Regions from separate parts of the Homo sapiens genome. Here region 1 is linked to region 2. A link is an interaction called in ENCODE POLR2A ChIA-PET data of the cell type or tissue named here. Cell type or tissue: IMR-90. All regions are shown on one strand. Links, peaks and the distances in the headings refer to the core of each region. The heading gives the core; the rest is flanking DNA.

What was found. Peaks named below come from ENCODE experiments on the same cell type or tissue, not always from the same donor. Only the 100,000 strongest peaks of a DNase experiment are listed, where the experiment ranks them.
Region 1: POLR2A ChIA-PET joins it to region 2 with 10 read pairs; 2 of 35 experiments call an interaction of 5 or more read pairs at or near these places.

Annotation. Positions count from the first base shown.
Region 1 is chr11:122,041,773-122,050,112 of GRCh38, forward strand. It overlaps a transcript of MIR100HG not described here. Among named protein-coding and RNA genes, the nearest start is that of MIR125B1, 54 kb to the right of the region's middle. In IMR-90, for the core only: no CTCF peak of the experiment used is centred there; DNase peaks (open chromatin) are centred at 3,649, 5,269 and 6,839; H3K27ac peaks cover 2,530 bases.
Region 2 is chr11:121,758,942-121,767,281 of GRCh38, forward strand. No RefSeq gene overlaps it. Among named protein-coding and RNA genes, the nearest start is that of SORL1-AS1, 310 kb to the left of the region's middle. In IMR-90, for the core only: no CTCF peak of the experiment used is centred there; no DNase peak of the experiment used is centred there; H3K27me3 peaks cover 150 bases.

The DNA of each region.
Region 1 (8,340 bases), core at 243-8,242, 280 kb after region 2:
AATGAAGAAGTTCACATTGCAATTAGTTCAAATATAATCTGTGGAATGCCAATTATGAGTTAGCCAGTATTCTAGGTACAGAGGAGTCAAAGATTAAAAAGGCATGTCTCCTACTGTACTCATAGTCCAGTAAGAAAGAGACAACTGCAGACAAAGGTCCCCGTGCAAAGTGTGATGGTAACTTTCATGAGGTGCCCTATTGGAGTGTGGTGGAAGAAACAACTAATTTAGTATAGAGAAGTCAGCAATGACTTCCCCAAAGGAGTTTATATTTGAGCATGGTTTTAAAAATGGATGCAAAGATTAGAAGTTTATCAGACAGACAAATTGGAAGAAAAATATTAGGTAGAATGCAAAGAAGCCAAGGCATGCTTGAAAACATGAAAAAGCATCACGGGCTCTTAAATTGGTGCATAGTCTGTATGATTGGATTGTCGAGTTTATAAAGTGAAGAGAAGCTGCAGATGAGGCTGGGACGACAGGCGTGATTAAAGCATCCAAACTGTACTCTTGTAAGTAACCAGGAACCAAGTAAGATCTTAACAGATCAGAGTGATTTGAATTAGATGTTCTATTTTGTGTCTAGATACAGTGAGGTGTCCATACTAATCAACCCTTTGAATAATTATTCAGATCTGGTTGTATTGGTCTAAATAATTTAGCCAGTTGCATTTTTCTTTCTCAGTGCTCAGTTGTTTGGCACTGCATATGCCAGCCATGCAGATGACGGGCTGAAAGGTTTGGTTTACGTGCAGATGTTTTCAATGTTGTGTAGACAATCACAAACACTGAAAGAAAAAATATTCCAAGGGGGTGAAAGTCCCTTTACCATGCTTTCCAAATACATCATCATTGATGGTATCACTAATAGCAATTCAGCTTTGTTTAAACACAGTTATTAATATCAGATGACCATCTGTTTTCCGCTACAGTATATATATCATACAAACCTTTCCATGGAGCCTATGGACTGTTCTCTATTGCATAGACAAATAAAGCTCAATAAATAACCATAAAAATAAAAACATATTGATGCAGTTGTACATTCTCTTCTTGATTAATTCTGTGTGTGTATATACCCAAGGTCTAGACATACACAATCTGGCTTTCTCTGTGAAAAAATAAATCAATAAGTGCTTTTCCCCCTTCACTAATCCTATCCTGAATTGCCTGTCAACTTCCACTTACACTCACATAAAAAAATGATGTTTCATTTTGCTTTCGAATGATATACAGAGTCTCCTTTTTCCTTATTTTTATTTGGGGTTTATTTGTCCTTGAATTGTATGGCTGCACTTGATGTCATGATTTAAATGTGGTCTAAGGCAAGATCTTTCACTCAACAGCCCATAGGAATTCGAAAATAATGAGAATGGAATTTTCTAGTAAACAAATGCTGACAAACATGCCACTTAGATGTAATAAGCACAGAAAAATCACATTCGTTGGCTACGAGGGAGAGAGCTCGGGAAACAGAAGAAAATTTGTCCATGTTCATTTAAAAAATAATGTGACTCCACCATGAATTTTTCAAGATCTGAGCATGAAGAGGCCTGTACGTTCGTTTAATTAACACATTTAAAGGATGAAGTGACAAATAGAAGGATTTTCAGAGGAAAACAATCAAGAAAGTGGAGGTATTAGAAGCTATATTTTATGAGGAGAAGTAGAAAGATCCAGGAAGCTTTCACCTAGAGAGAATCATCAATCACGGAAATCTCCACAGATGGGTCCCCAAACTCACTAAGTTATGTGGGATAAAAGGATTTCACTTACTGTGCATATCTTTAAAAGGAAGCATGGCTGGAAGAAACAGAGATAAATATTGCTCCAATACAAGGAGAAACCTTCGAACACTCAGAGCCATCCGTATAATGGGTAAGCTGAGGAAGCAAAGGGTTTTGTATATACAGAAGTGTTCAAGCAGATGTTGGAGCACCATGAAGCAGGAATGCAGTAATTCAAGAATTAGAAGGGTTCTTAGGTTTCTAGAGATCCCAAGTTGTAATTCGAACTCATCTCAATCTACTGATTTTCCTTGGGTTCAGCCTATTATGAACTACAGTGCTTTCTCTCCTGCTATGGTTGAATGTTTGTGTCCCCTCCAAAATTCTTATGTTGGAACTTAAGCCCTAAGGTGATATTATTAAGAAGTGGGACCTTCAGGAGGTAATTAGGTCATGAGAGCTCTGTCTTCATGAATGGGATTAACAACTTTATGAAAAGGCTAGAGGAAATTAGCTAGGCTCTTTTTTCCTTTCTATCCCTTCTGCCTTGTGAAGAAACGGTGTTTGTCCTCTACAAAGGATGCAGCGTTCAAGGCAGCAGGACCTCACCAGACAGCAAACCTGTGGTGCCTGATCTTGGACTTCCTAGTCTGCAGAACTGTGAGAAACAAATTTCTGTTAATTACCTTCTCTCAGGCATTTTTTGACAGCATCTCAAGCAAACTAAGATGTCTCTTCAGCATCAGTCTGACTGCTGCCGCTCCTGATTTCGTCAAGCCTGAGTCAGACCTCAGTTCTGGACATCACAGTTATTTTAAAGTAACAGCCTTTTCCTAGATGATGATATTTGGTTGTTTTTGTTTTGATTTGTTTTTTTTCAGTCATAGCTAGTAATCTCACATCGACTTCTGACTGATGCTCTCATTTGAAGATTTGACTTTAGCATTCTTAATCTTGAACTCTATCATAGAGAGAAACAAAAAGAAAGACCTCAACCCTTCCTTGTACAGGGTCATTTCAGAACATTAAAAGATTTGAAACTCCGTCTCTACTAAAAATACAAAAATTAGCTGGGTGTGGTGGGGCTAGCCTATAATCCCAGCTACTCGGGAGGCTGAGGCACGAGAATGGCTTGAACCTGGGAAGCAGAGATTGCAGTGAGCTGAGATTGCGCCACTGCACTCCAGCCTGGGCGACAGAGTGAGACTCAGTTTCAAAAAAAAAATTAAAAAAAATCACACACACACCAAAAAAAAATCACAAAAAAAAAACTCCTTTTTTTTTTTTTTAAAAAAAAGATTGGCATCAAAAAGAGTTATAGAGATGAATGGTGGTGATGTTTGCACATTATGAATGTATTTAGAACAACTGAATTGTACATTTAAAAATGGTTAAGGTAATAAATTTTATGTTATGTGTATTTTACAATTCAAAAATTAGAAGAGGAAATAAAAGGTATAGTATGGGATTTTCGCATAGGCAATAATGCAGTTTATGATTTGAATTGGTCCATTCTTACTACTTTTCAAAGTGACCACTATTTTACTTGAGTGTTTTTCTTTCTAAAATCCTTGGGTCATTTTTACACATTTTAGTCTCATGCCATAAATCTGAAGCCAACCAAGACTGTATAGAGAATTGGGGAAACCTTCAAAGTTCTGGTGTCGCTCATTGATCTCTTGGGTAATTCAGTCCATTAACTAGTGGCTCATGTCATCTATAGACTATTACTCCCCTCAAGGCTCCTAGATTATTAACCAATACTGGAAAAAGGTTTTGGGGCCAGCTTACATGCCTCTCTGACTTGTCTGCTTTGGAATTTCCCTGTAAGTCCCTAGATTTTAGTACATGAGTTATCTCCCAAAAACAAACTTCCTTGTCAAGAAAAGGAAGCTTAAACAGGCGTCAAACGCATTCATGACACTCAGCAGTTTGATGAATGGAGAGTAAATGAATCATAGGCTTATGAATTACATGACTTTCTATGTACTCACATGTCTCAACAGGAAGGGGTGACAAGTTGGAAGCTTCATTCTTGATTCTTGAAAACCAAACTTATCTGAACATGCCATCTGAGCCCGTTTAAGGTTAACATGTCCTTGTTTCTAATGCTGACTGCTACCTTTTGTGGCCTTTAATTACTAAAATCTTTACAAATTTCTAGGAAATTCACATTGGGGCTGATGGGGGTGAAAAATAAATGACTTCTGAACGTCCTTTCAAGTCAAACAATCTATTATTCTTTTTTTTTTACTTAGGTAAGCCATACTGATTCCATAGAACAAGTCTGCTAGATCATAGCCTTACTACATGCAAGGGGAAAGCTCATTACCTGTTGGTAAAAGAAAAAGAAATCAAGCAAAGAGTTCTTTTTCTTTTTCTATTTTTTTTCTTTTCTTTTCTTTTTTTTTTTTTTTTTTTTGAGATGGAGTTTCACTCTTGTTGCCCTGACTGGAGTGCAATGGCGTGATCTTGGCTCACTGCAACCTCTATCTCCCGGGTTCAAGTGATTCTCCTGCCTCAACCTCCCGAGTAGCTGGGATTACAGATGGCCACCACCACGCCCCACTAATTTTTTGTATTTTTAGTAAAGACAGGGTTTCACTATGTTGGCCTGGTTGGTCTCGAACTCCCGACCTCAGACAATCCACCCACCTCGGCCTCCCAAAATGCTGGGATTACAGGTGTGAACCACCACACCTGGCCAAAGAGTTATTTTTCTTTGGAGACCTGGACAATACTGATTCTCTTAGCATGCATTTATTGAAGAACTAATGTGCGCCAAGCACTCAAGCTACAGCCTTTCCTCTAAAGGAGCTCCCAGTGTGGTGGGAAAGGGCCACAAGGGAGCAGGTAATGTTAACACACTATGAGAAACTAAGACAGGAATATGCACAGTGTACTCTGGGAACACAGGGGAGGGGACTCTAACCCCAAGGAGGGGTGGAAGAAGGCTGGGAAGCACTCCTAGTGGCATTGATGCTCAGGTCAAAGATGGAAGGATAAGTAAGACAGGAAGAGAAGAAGGGTGGAGATGCTGGGAGTTTGGAGAGAGTTTAGTGTGAATGTCACTTGGGGTTTCAGTTTCCAGTTGGGAATTCGGTGGGCAAGCCAAGGCTGGCAAACCAGGCCGGGGCTGGCTCATGAAAGGCCTTGGATGCCAGGTTAAGAACAGCAGATTAGGTACTGGCTTTAGTTCACATTTGGTTTCTGCTGTTATTGCTGTATCTGAGCTTGAATGCTGTTAGCATCTGGTTTAGCCACATGTCCTCAAAGAGCGTGTTTTCCTTTCACCTGCGTGTTTCTCTTAAAAATAATTTATCCTACAGGAAATAGGAGGAGGAGAGGGAGTAGGTGGGGATTTACTACTTAGTCTTAAGCCCTGGTAGAAACATTTTGACTTTTTATTCCACAGTTCTCGTTCAACGTTGGTTCAGCCCTCTGCATTCCTGGGCCTCGGTTTCTCATCTGGCAATTGAGATCACTGTGCTCTGTCTCAGACGTGCTGTGCGTCATTTGGAGAAAAGTTGTTATTTGACTACAAATGCTCTCAAGTTCCTAATCAGATTGTATGAATAATTCACAGACAACATCATCCAGGGATAAATTATATTTGGAACTTTTATGTTGACCATTTCTCAAGCCAGACTGCTGTGATTCATAACAACCTTTGGTGACGTTTTCTAAGAGGTAAAGAAAAGTAAACACAAAGAGTTCTTTTTAAAGATGAGGAAAGAATTAAGGAATAAAACAGTATCGGGGAACTGGAGAGACAGACCAAAAATACAGTGGGGGATTTTATATGTTTAAGAGTCATTAATACAAACAAAAAAAAGTCCAAATTATAGATACAGAGCAAGACTTTTTTAACACCTCCCACCCCAGTCCCTGGTTACCATCATTTCTATTCTCTGCATCTATGATTTCAACTCTTCTAGGTTCCATATATAAATGAGCACATGTGGTGTTTGTCTTTCTGTGGCTGGATTATTTCACTTAGCATTATGCTCTCCAGGTTCATTCACATTGTTACAAATGACCGAATTTCCTTATTTTTAAAGGTTGAATAGTATTCCGTTGTGTATATGTACCGCATTTTCTTTATCCATTCATCCATTAATGGATACTTAAGTTGATGCCATAGCCTGGCTACAGTGAATAATGCTGCAATAAACATGTGAGTGTAGCTATCTCTTTGACTTACTGATTTCACTTCCTTTGGATATATATCCAAAAGCAAAAATGCTGGATCATAGGGTAGTTTTATGTTTAATTTTCTGAGGAATCTCCATATTGTTTTCCACAATGGCTGTACTAATTTGCATTCCCACCAAGAGGAAGGCTTTTATTTGGGATCTGATACCATTAAGTTTTATTTTGTTTTATTTTATTTTATTTTATTTTATTTTATTTTATTTTATTTTATTTTATTTTATTTTAATTTTTGAGACGGAGTCTCGCTCTGTCACCCAGGCTGGAGTGCAGTGGTGCAATCTCGGCTCACTGCAAGCTCCGCCTCCCGGGTTCACGCCATTCTCCTGCCTCAGCCTCCCGAGTAGCTGGGACTACAGGCGCCGCCACCATGCCAGGCTAATTTTTCGTATTTTTTAGTAGAGACGGGGTTTCACCGTGTTAGCCAGGATGGTCTCGATCTCTGGACCTTGTGATCTGCCCGCCTCGGCCTCCCAAAGTGCTGGGATTACAAGCGTGAGCCACTGCGCCCGGCCCCATTAAATTTTAAACATTAAGCTGTGACAGATTTAGTAACATGGACAAGGACCCGTAGCTTGTGCATGACTGAGCAGGGATTCGTAACTAAGTCTTTCTGGCTTCAGAGGTCTTCAAAATTCTGCCTTGGTGCCTCTACTCATTGCCTCAGTGATTGATTCTCAAATAAGGACACGGTTTGGGATAAGGGTACAAAGACTTTGCCATACATGGGATTTTGTAAACGGTATCTGGGAAGTGAAGTCAGTAATTCTGGGGAAATCACAACTTTCCCAGGCCTTTCCACGGGGCATGAAAGCCACTACTTTAGTAAGATGTCCTGAGCATTGGTCTCCTGGTAAATCCATCTCAGCCCTGCAGTCACTTCCCATGGGCCCTAAGTACTGCAGGAAAAATCTGACTCATAGCAGCACTTCTTGTAACACATTCTGGCTTTGTGATTAAATTTTCCTTCTTTATTTTTTGAGTGTAGAAGCAGATAAAGAAGAGAAGAGATGAGTCTTATTCAGCTGATGTTTAAGAGAAGGTCCAATTATACCTCAAAAGAAGCACTTGCATAATAAAAAAGATTATTCCCATTTTACAGAAAACCTGAAGAAGTCATATCAAGGACTTGTTTAACTATTTAGTAAGAGCTGTTATCAGAGCAAAAACAAAAATAGAAGGGCTGTTTAGATGGTGAGGAAAATTGTGCACATACAAAAGCCTAAGGGTTCTTTTCTTCTCTTATTTATTTATTTATTTTATTTATTTTTTTTCGAGATGGGGTCTCGCTCTGTCACCCAGGCTGGAGTGCAGTGGCATGATCTTGGTTCACTGCAACTTCTGCCTCAGGGTTCAAGCAATTCTCCTGTCTCAGCCTCCTGAGTAGCTGGGATTACAGGTGCCTGCCAGCACGCTTGGCTAATTTTTGTATTTTTAGTAGCGATGGGGTTTCACGATGTTGGCCAGGCTTGTCTCAAACCCTTGACCTCAAGTAATCTGTCCACCTTGGCCTCCCAAAGTGCTGGGATTACAGACGTGAGCCACTCACCATGCCCGGCCTCTTCTCTTTTTTTAAAAAAAAATTTTGGACTGCGCACTGTGCCTCACGCCTGTAATCCCAGCACTTTGGAAGGCCGAGGCGGGCGGATCACGAGGTCAGGAGTTCAAGACCAGCCTGGCCAACATTGTGAAATCCCATCTCTATTAAAAATACAAAAATTAGCCGGGCGTGGTGCAGACGCGTGTAATCCCAGCTACTCGGGAGGCTGAGGCAGGAGAATCACTCGAACCTGGGATGCGAAAGTTGCAGTGAGCCGAGATCGCGCCATTGCACTCCAGTGTGGGGGACAAGAGCGAGACTTCTTCTCAAAAAAAACAAAAAGACAAAAAAACAAAAACAAAATTGTGGTAAAAGATGCATAGCATAAAATGTATCATCTTAACCATTTTTGAGTGTATGGTTCAGTAGCATTAAATACATTCCCATTGTTGTGCAACCATCACCACTATTCATCTCCAGAACTCTTTTCATTTTGCAAAACTGAAACTGAATCCCCATTAAACACTAACTCCTCATTCCTTCCATCCCCGGTCCCTGGAACCCACCTTTGTACCTTCTGTCTTTGTGAATTTGACCACAGTAAGTACCTCCTATACGTGGACTCATAGAGCATTTGTCTTTTTTGTAACTGGCTTATTTAACTTAGCATAATGTCTTCAAGATTCATGCATGTTGTAGCATATGTCAGAATTTCCTTCCTTTAAAAGGCTGAATGGTATTCCATTGTATGTATATACCACATTTCATTTGTCCATTCATTAGTTTCTTCTTTGTTGTAGTTCATCTGAAAAATGCTGGCAATCTGCATTTGAGTATTTGAATGTCAAATTGGCTTGAAGG
Region 2 (8,340 bases), core at 78-8,077:
TCCCTCTCCCTCCCAAGACCATTCCTTTTCTGTGATCTTTGCTGGTCCTACCTTATTTCCTCCCATTACTCCAGGGCTCCATTCTCTAAGTCTCTCCTCATCTTTCCTCTTTTCTATGCATTTGTCTCATGGCTTTAAATATTTACTATTTGTTGGCAACTCATATATTTATTTACCCCGCCTGAACGTCTTTCCTGAACTCCAATATCCTATGTCTAATTGCCTTCTTAACATCGCTACTTGGGTGATGAATAGGATCCCAAACTTGACATAGCCAAAACTGAACTCCTGAGCTCCTTCATCCCAAACCTACTTCCACCTTCTACTCAATCTCAGTAAACGGTGACTCTTTTCTTCCAGGTGCCCAGGCTAAGAACCTTAGAGATCTTTCTCTCACAATCCATATCTAATAATTCAGCAAAGCTGGTAGCTCTACCTTCAAATTTATACCCAGGGCCCAATCACTTCTTACCACCCTCACCACTCACCACCTTAGTTCATGTCACCGGCATCCTGGATTATTGTGGTAGTTTCCCAGTTGGCTTCAGTGCCTCTATCTTCGTCCATTGCTCTGGCTGTCTCCTCATCTGTTTTCAATATAGCAGCTAGAGTGATACTTTTAAAACATAGGCCAGATCTTGTCACACTTCAAGTGTGATACTTTATGCTCCAAAGATACCCATCCCACTCAGAGTAAAATCCTAAGGTCTTCACATATTCGACAGTTCCTAAATCTGGGCCACTGCGATTGCTCTGACCTTATCTCCTGCCACCCATCCCAACCCCCATCCCTGATCATTCCCCTCTTGCTACATTGTTGTCCTTTCTTCAGACACACCAAGCATTCTCCTATCACAGAGCCTTTGCATATGCTTTTCCTTTTGCCTGGAAAGCTTTTTCCTCATATATATTTTCATGGGTCACTTACCTTTTTTCAAGTCAAGTAGTTATTTGCAAGCAAAAGCATTCCCTGACCATCCTATCTAAAATGCTTATGTAACCATCACTACCCTGATCTCTTTATATCGCTTGACAATATAATCTCCATGAGTTTAAGAATCTTGTCCTTTTCCACTGGGGTACCCCTAAAACTTTAACAGACCCTCAGCCCATAGTTGGTGCTCAATAATATTTGTTGAATAAATGGATGAATCTATTCCTCCAGATGCAAAGATTCAACATGACAAAGCAGCTACTGTCAACAAACTCCTTAAAGATTACAGGATAGTGATACTTCTTTATTAAAGTAAACCATCCAAGCTTCAAAATGAGATTGCACATGCTGTTATTTCTGTTTCCGATGTAAAATATGATTTTTTTTTTTCTGTTGAAGATGAGGGATTTAAGTTTGGTGAACATTTCCAACCTAGGATTCTGCTAACGTGCTAATGTGCCAAGATGTCTTTTTATTATGATCAGCTAGATTCGACAAATATCGATGACTTCCCACTATATGCTGGGCTCTGCTTAGAAACGGAAATGCAGATTGCTTAGATCTGATTCTGCCCTCAGGATGCTTGAAGGCATTTAGGGATAAGAAATACAGACCTGATCTATGCTTTCAAAATTTAAAAATGTTGATAAATGGAAAAATGTGTCTATTCCTATCAAGAGAGTTTAGCCCAATGAGAACATTAATATCCTCAGGCAGATTATGTGTCAAACGTCCTCTAAAGGAAAGTGCCAGGGCAAGATAGGTTCATGTGTTTCCAAAGAGTGCAACATTAATAAACACCCTAAGAGAGGTGAAAACAAAGTGCTGTGTAAGCTCTGAAATGGGAAAAATCATGTCTTGGGGTGGGAGGTATGATGGATGGCTTTGTGAAAGAGACTATAGCTGACCTTGGCAGGTAGAGAAATAGGCAGTGACAGCAAGGAGGGCTTTCACGCAGAGAGAAGACCCTCATGAGCACAGGTGCATATGGGGAGACTCCAAGTCTTTTTTTTTTTTTTTTTTTTTTTTTTAGAAATGGTTGCAGCCAAGAGTGGGCAGAGCATGGGGCAGGAACAAGGCAGATGCTGGAAATAGGAATCGGGGGTAAAGCCAGCTTGTGTTTGGTAGTATTATTTGTTTTTTACTGTGGTTGTTTTCCAAAAATAACAGGATTGATAAACAGGGGCCCTGTTGTTTTGCAACACGTACCAAAAATGATATTGCCAATCTCATAATTCTTACTTGCTATGCAATGCCCATACAAAGGATTTTGGAATCCTCAAAGAGGATTAATTTATTTATAGCAACTTTTTGGTGTATTTCCATGTTTCTTTCAATCTTTGAAAATTGGTCATCCATGCAGCATCTACAAAGACTGTTTAGTAGCCACCTACCAGAACAAACTATAGTGCTCCTCTGATGGATAACAGAGTTTACTGTAAGTGCCTTTTCCTGATCATGATGGAATTTCCCCCGTTCTTTGCCTTTTCCCATAAAGCCCACATCTGCTGACCTCCAGGGTTTGATAAGCTCTCTGTCTCTCTCATTAGCTCAAGCAGCTCAAGCTCTGTCTGAACAGGATTCCAGTAAAAATGGTTACAGACTGAATAACGGTCTGTCTTTCCAACTAGCATGGGACTCAAATACTTAAAGGAACACAGCATTTTGGTAGTCAGACACAGTACATATACAGAGAACTATCATAAAACACTATAGCTCCAAACACAGACCATTATGACAAAATCAGGGACCTGCTCTCCTGAAAAAAAGATAACAGCTAACGTTTACCTGTATCTACAGTCCATTTTAATGTAATTTTATTATGACATGGATCACAAAACAAAAGTCGTTGAAGTCACAGACTCAAAGCATTTCAGAGCTGGGAGGCATTAGGGGTTATTTGTTTCAATTGTCCTGGTTTATAAATGAGGAAACTGAGGTCAGAAGAGATTACAGCTCAACAAAGGTCAGTTAAAGGCAGAACTTGAACACACCTGGGACTGCAATTCTTTCCACATGGGAAGGTAATCATCTTTCAGTGGCCTGCTGTGGGAAAATTTCTTTATTGGCTAGGCTTTGGCTCTCATGTTCTTTAAAGCTCTCTGGACCTCTCGTCCTTACTTTTGTAATACATCTTCACTGTCTTAGGAGGCCTGCGCATGAGATAGATGCTTTAACACCAGCTCAGGCTCCCAGGCTGCAGGGGAGCTCTGTGGGTGCAGGGAGGTTTTCTGTCTGTATTTTGGACTTTTGCATCATGCCTAGTGCCTTGTGGGAGCTCAACAACTCTTAGTTCTGTTCCTTTCTATTGCAGAATGTACTTGTTCAGTTGAATTGTGGTTGAGATAGAGGGTGGATATTTGATGGAGGGAGGTTGCAAGTGATCATGTCATCTACCAAGTATGAGAGAGTTGGAGAAAAAAGAAAAATCAGGAGGGGATGGGAGGCTAAAATGAAAAGACAAAGGGTGGGGGAAAAGTCGGAAAAAGACGACAATTGAAAGCACAAATCTAATTCCTGTTCAAATGCAAACAGGAGTCCAGAATGTGTCACATGTGTTCAGCCTGTGCAAGTGATTATGTAAATTAATTAAAAAGAAGGAGGGGAGGGGAACAGGGGTCCAAAAGGAAGTGCTCCCAAAGATTCCTGAGAATCCCATCCTTCCCCATCAGTGTTTGGAGAAGGATATGGATTCCATTTGTGCTGGCACTGTAAAAAAGAGGACGCCTTAGCCCTTAGTAGTCACAGGGAGGCAGCTCTCGCTGCAAAACCAGATGGGGTCTCATCACCCACACTATGCAGGTGGGGTCAACTTCCATGATATTAGCCCAGCAAACATCCAGGGGACTCAGCTCACTGCTGTTCTTTCATTTTCCTGTGGAAACCTTTCAAAAGTACTAATTCCGTGGTCAACCAAGCCAGAGCCTCAGGGAAGCCCAGATGCCCCACCTGCCTCTTGAGGGGCCCAGGCTGCTCGAACAGGCAGCAGTACCACTTCCCTTCCTCAGCTGCTGCACTGGAGGGAGTCGGAGAGCAGATCATCTTGGATACAAGCTGGTGGGGCTGCGGTGGCAGTCTCTGTTCAGGCTTTGTCGCTGCTTCCCAAGCAAGCCCCGTGGAACCTGGACAAGTTGGGGCTGGGGCCCAGACTCCAGGGATGCTTGAGGGTTGCACCCGTCAGAATCCCTGGCGCCAGGCCAGGCCAGGGCGGCCTGCTCCGTGAAGGAAATATTGAACATTCTGAGTCTTAAAGAGCAAACCTGGAACGGTTCCAAGATTACACTTAATACATCTGCTGGGAGCCACAGAGAAGGGAGACCGGGGGAATCTGCAAAAATAACACTTGCAGGGCCAGGAGAGCACACAGCATCAGCATGGCACAGGTTGTAAAAGTAACATCGTCCCTTACCTCTGGTAGCACTTATAGTTTCTGAAGCTCATTCATACACATGATCTTTTTGTTATTCTTTATGATTCTGAGAGGTAGGCAGGGAATATTGTTTTACGTAAGTTGCAGATTATGCATCTCTGTGCCTCATACAACACTTAACCTTGCAGGCTGTACAGTGAATAGTGAGTAAGTATGTGAGTGGATAAATGGACAAACTTCCACTTTACAGGGGAAGAAACTGACACAGAATTGTTGAATTCATTGAAAAGCACTCAACACCCTTGTGGGCACTCATGACATGCTAGGCACCATGCTAGGAAGACATGGTCCCCTCACTTTAGGTACTCATAGTCTAGGGAGTGAGAGGGTCAGAAACAAGTAACTAATAAGTAATTATGCAACTGGACACATGATCCATTTGAGGTGATTACGAGGGCTGTAGAAGACAGAAAGAGACAGACCGACTGCGGCAAGAGGATGTGAAAGTGACTTGTTCAATGGACTACAAAGTAGCATGAAAACTACTCTCCAGGTGTTCAGGCTCATGCTTTCTTTGTTTTACCTTTAGCTTGGCCAGGACAAGTCTCCTGTTTCTCTAGCCCCCACCCTCAGACTACCCTTGAATTGTTGCTATTTCATTCCTGAAGTTCTCCCTTTATCAGGAATTTATCTTTCAGCTTAGGGCTATATTAGCTTGTCTAAATTAAAATGTTCCATAGGAAGGATATTTATGTGAATCAGGGATAAGGAGATAAGCTTTCCTGGGGGTGGAGAGGGAATACACAAATGAGAGGCTTGAAGACTCTGGGCTCCCTAGGGGTTGGTGTGGGTGACTAGAGAGAGAGGAAATAAGAAGAAATAGAACAGGTGACTGGGGACTGTTAAAGGAAGCATCACCTTCACAATTTTGCTTTTTTTCCTCTAGAACATCCCTACATCAAATAAATATACCATGCATATGTACATACATACATGTGTGTACATATATACATGTATGTACATATATACATATGTATACATATAAACATACATACATGCATGCACTCTCATACACACACACACACACACACCAACATAGTCTTTAAACCTGTCACAAAAATGGGATATAAAGTTTTTACCAGCGCTTCTTACATGGAATAATTCTGTAGTGATATTTGCCTGATATTTGTGAGCATGAGGTTTCATATAGCTTAATAGCTGTAAGTTTCAAATTTTATTAAACTTCTGCCTTGTTCACAGTCTGATTTCTTTAAGGCCTTATCTAGTTGCCTTGAGCCGCAGGGGTTATTACCTTGGACATGTGCAAAGATATAAATTTCACCACATTAATTGAGGAGAAGTAATAAACTAATGTATAAAAATAGCAAAGAATTTTGATAATTTGTGTTCTCATGGAAGAAGAATAGCTCATAAAAATAATTATTACATGGTACATGTTTGCATTATTTACAAGGCACATGCATGCACTCCTATATACAAATGCTGTTGGGCATTTGGCTATAATCACCAGAAAGCTGGGTATTTCCAAATATCTACATGTGTGCTGACATCTAGTCCAAACTTCTGGGTTTTTGATTGACAAATGTGACTTTCAGCAGACCACTGAGGTTCAGGAGCCCACAATCTAGGTGTGACAGTCACCTCTTCTGGGAAGATTTCTGTGATTCTTCTGTCTGATTCATGGGCCCCTCTTTCAGGTCTCCTGAGTGCCGTACATGGGAATTGACTTGTCCGTCTCCTCCCCTGGGATGGGAGCATCTTCAGGGAAGTCATGGGCTCTTTTTTTTGCCTCTAGATATTTCCTGAATGAATGAATGAATGAATGAAGTGCCTAACATGCCTTCCTACACCCATGACCCTAGTGTGGTGCCTTGCACAGAGGAAAAAACACAATAAATATTGAATGAACATCTATGTTTGTGAGTAAAGAGATTCAGATCAGCTGTGTCACATTACATAGTCATTTTATTCAAATGTCTCAAAGCCTAAAATGTCATTTTTAAACTGCTTCTTCCAGCCCTAGGGAGAAAGTAGATACAAATCATGAAGACCGCTTGAGGCACCCAGAGAAGGGATATGCATTCCCCGGGTTCACTTGAGGAGTGAGGCGTTTGGACATCCCTCCCACCCCCACTTCTGTCCCCTCCTGCAAGTGTGTCCCCCTCTGCCTTTCTCTTCACATTATAAGTCGCCTGAGTATTTATATATTCTGGGGTCTCTCTATGTAAATCCACATTCCATAGATCCCAAAGCTTTTCTTCTGTTTCAGATCAAGAGGCTGAACAAGATATATGTTTTCTTTTCCTTTTGTAACCAGCAAATGGCTTTTTTATCGATCTACCCCTTCTAACATAAGGTTTGTCTTCATGTAGAGTTCGGAAGCCTGTTCTCTCTCTCTCTCTCTCTCTCTCTCTCTCTCTCTCTCTCTCTCTCTCCCTCTCTCTCTCTCCCTCTCTCCCCCTCTCTCTCTCTCTCTCTCTCTCTCTCTCTCTCTCTCTCTCTCGTAACCCCTTCCTTAAGTTCAGAGAGACTGTTTACTCGCCTCCACCTCTCTCTTCCCACAGTTTTATCTCATCTTAGCTCTGTTCATAAACCATCAGTTTCTCCAGTGTCTTGTGTTTCCTGCCTGCTGTGGCTGGAATTTTATGGGACTAATCAGGTTTTGCTTTCTTCACACCCCGTCTCTTCACCATCCATGCGGCCCTCTTGACTCTTATCCCCCTACCCTCACCTTCATGGTGCGTGGGCCTATTAAATGGTGTCCAGTCCAATTTCTGGCACCCAATAAATCTAAATTTTCAAGCTTGGGAAGCCGGGCTCACCCACTGGCACCCAGATAAATGAGTCCTCCGTGAGAAACCCACACTGGTCATTACTCAAGACTCTCCTAAAACCTCGACACAGGCTTCCTGCCTGAGAGACTCAAAGTGCCCCTTGACTCCCTTACCTTCTGGAAAAGAAAATGTTCCCCCACCCCATCACAGGGACTGAAGTCATCTCCAGCTCTCCCCGCTCCAGACCGATGCTCAAAGCGGCTGGAGCCCCCGACTCTTGGCCCCCAGCCGGCCCCCACGTCATTGCCCACTGCAACGTCTTTGAAATGAGACTTAATATCCAGCACACGCGCGTGCACTGTTCAGCTCGCAGGGGCTCCGAGCATGGAGCTGAACAAAGAACCTCCGTGCAGAGGTTTCATTGTTCGCAAAAAGCACTACCAATGAGGGCTTTTCTCCCAGTGGTGAATCTCTCGCCCTTTTGGCGGAGGGTACTGTTTCAACACCCTAAATCTAGCTCTTCCATCTGATTGACAGCAGCCCTAAAATTGTCCAGGTGTGAGGAAGAGGATTGTCGGGGTTGAGGGCCTTTGAGATCAGGTTAGCTTTCTAGAAAACTGGTGGGTAGGAGGGTCCAAGAGCCAGGACTCCTGGGAGGAAACCGGGGTCAGGGTCTGTGTTTCATTCAGAGAGGGGAGACCTGGAGAGCATGATATGCTCTTGGGAAGTTGGAGACTATTTGTATTTACTTATTTGTTATTTTGACTTGTGAAATTATCCCCTTTCACTCTGTCAGGCTTCTGAGTCTGCACAATAAAAATTAATTACAATGAATTAGAACCTTTATAAACCACCCTTAATAGAACAGCGGCTCAGAGACAGCCCCTCCTCTGGCTTCTCGGCGGTCTACAGTTTAAAATTCGATCAGGAAATAATACTTCAAGAAGACAAATGTCTCTAAAATAAAGTATCTGTTTTTGGCTTTTATGGAATAAATCCTGGAAGTAATAGGATGCTGTGATGGTTAGCTTTCTGTGTCGATTTAGCTAGGCTATAGTATCCCATCATTTAATCAAGCACTAATCCACATGTAGCTTCGATGGTATTTTGTAAACGTGGTTAACAGCTACAGCTGGTTGATTTTAAGTAGATTACGTTGGATAGTGCAAATGGGTCTTATCCAATCAGTTAAAGGTCTTAAGAGCAAAAACTGAGGTTTCCTAGAGAAGAAAAGATTCTGC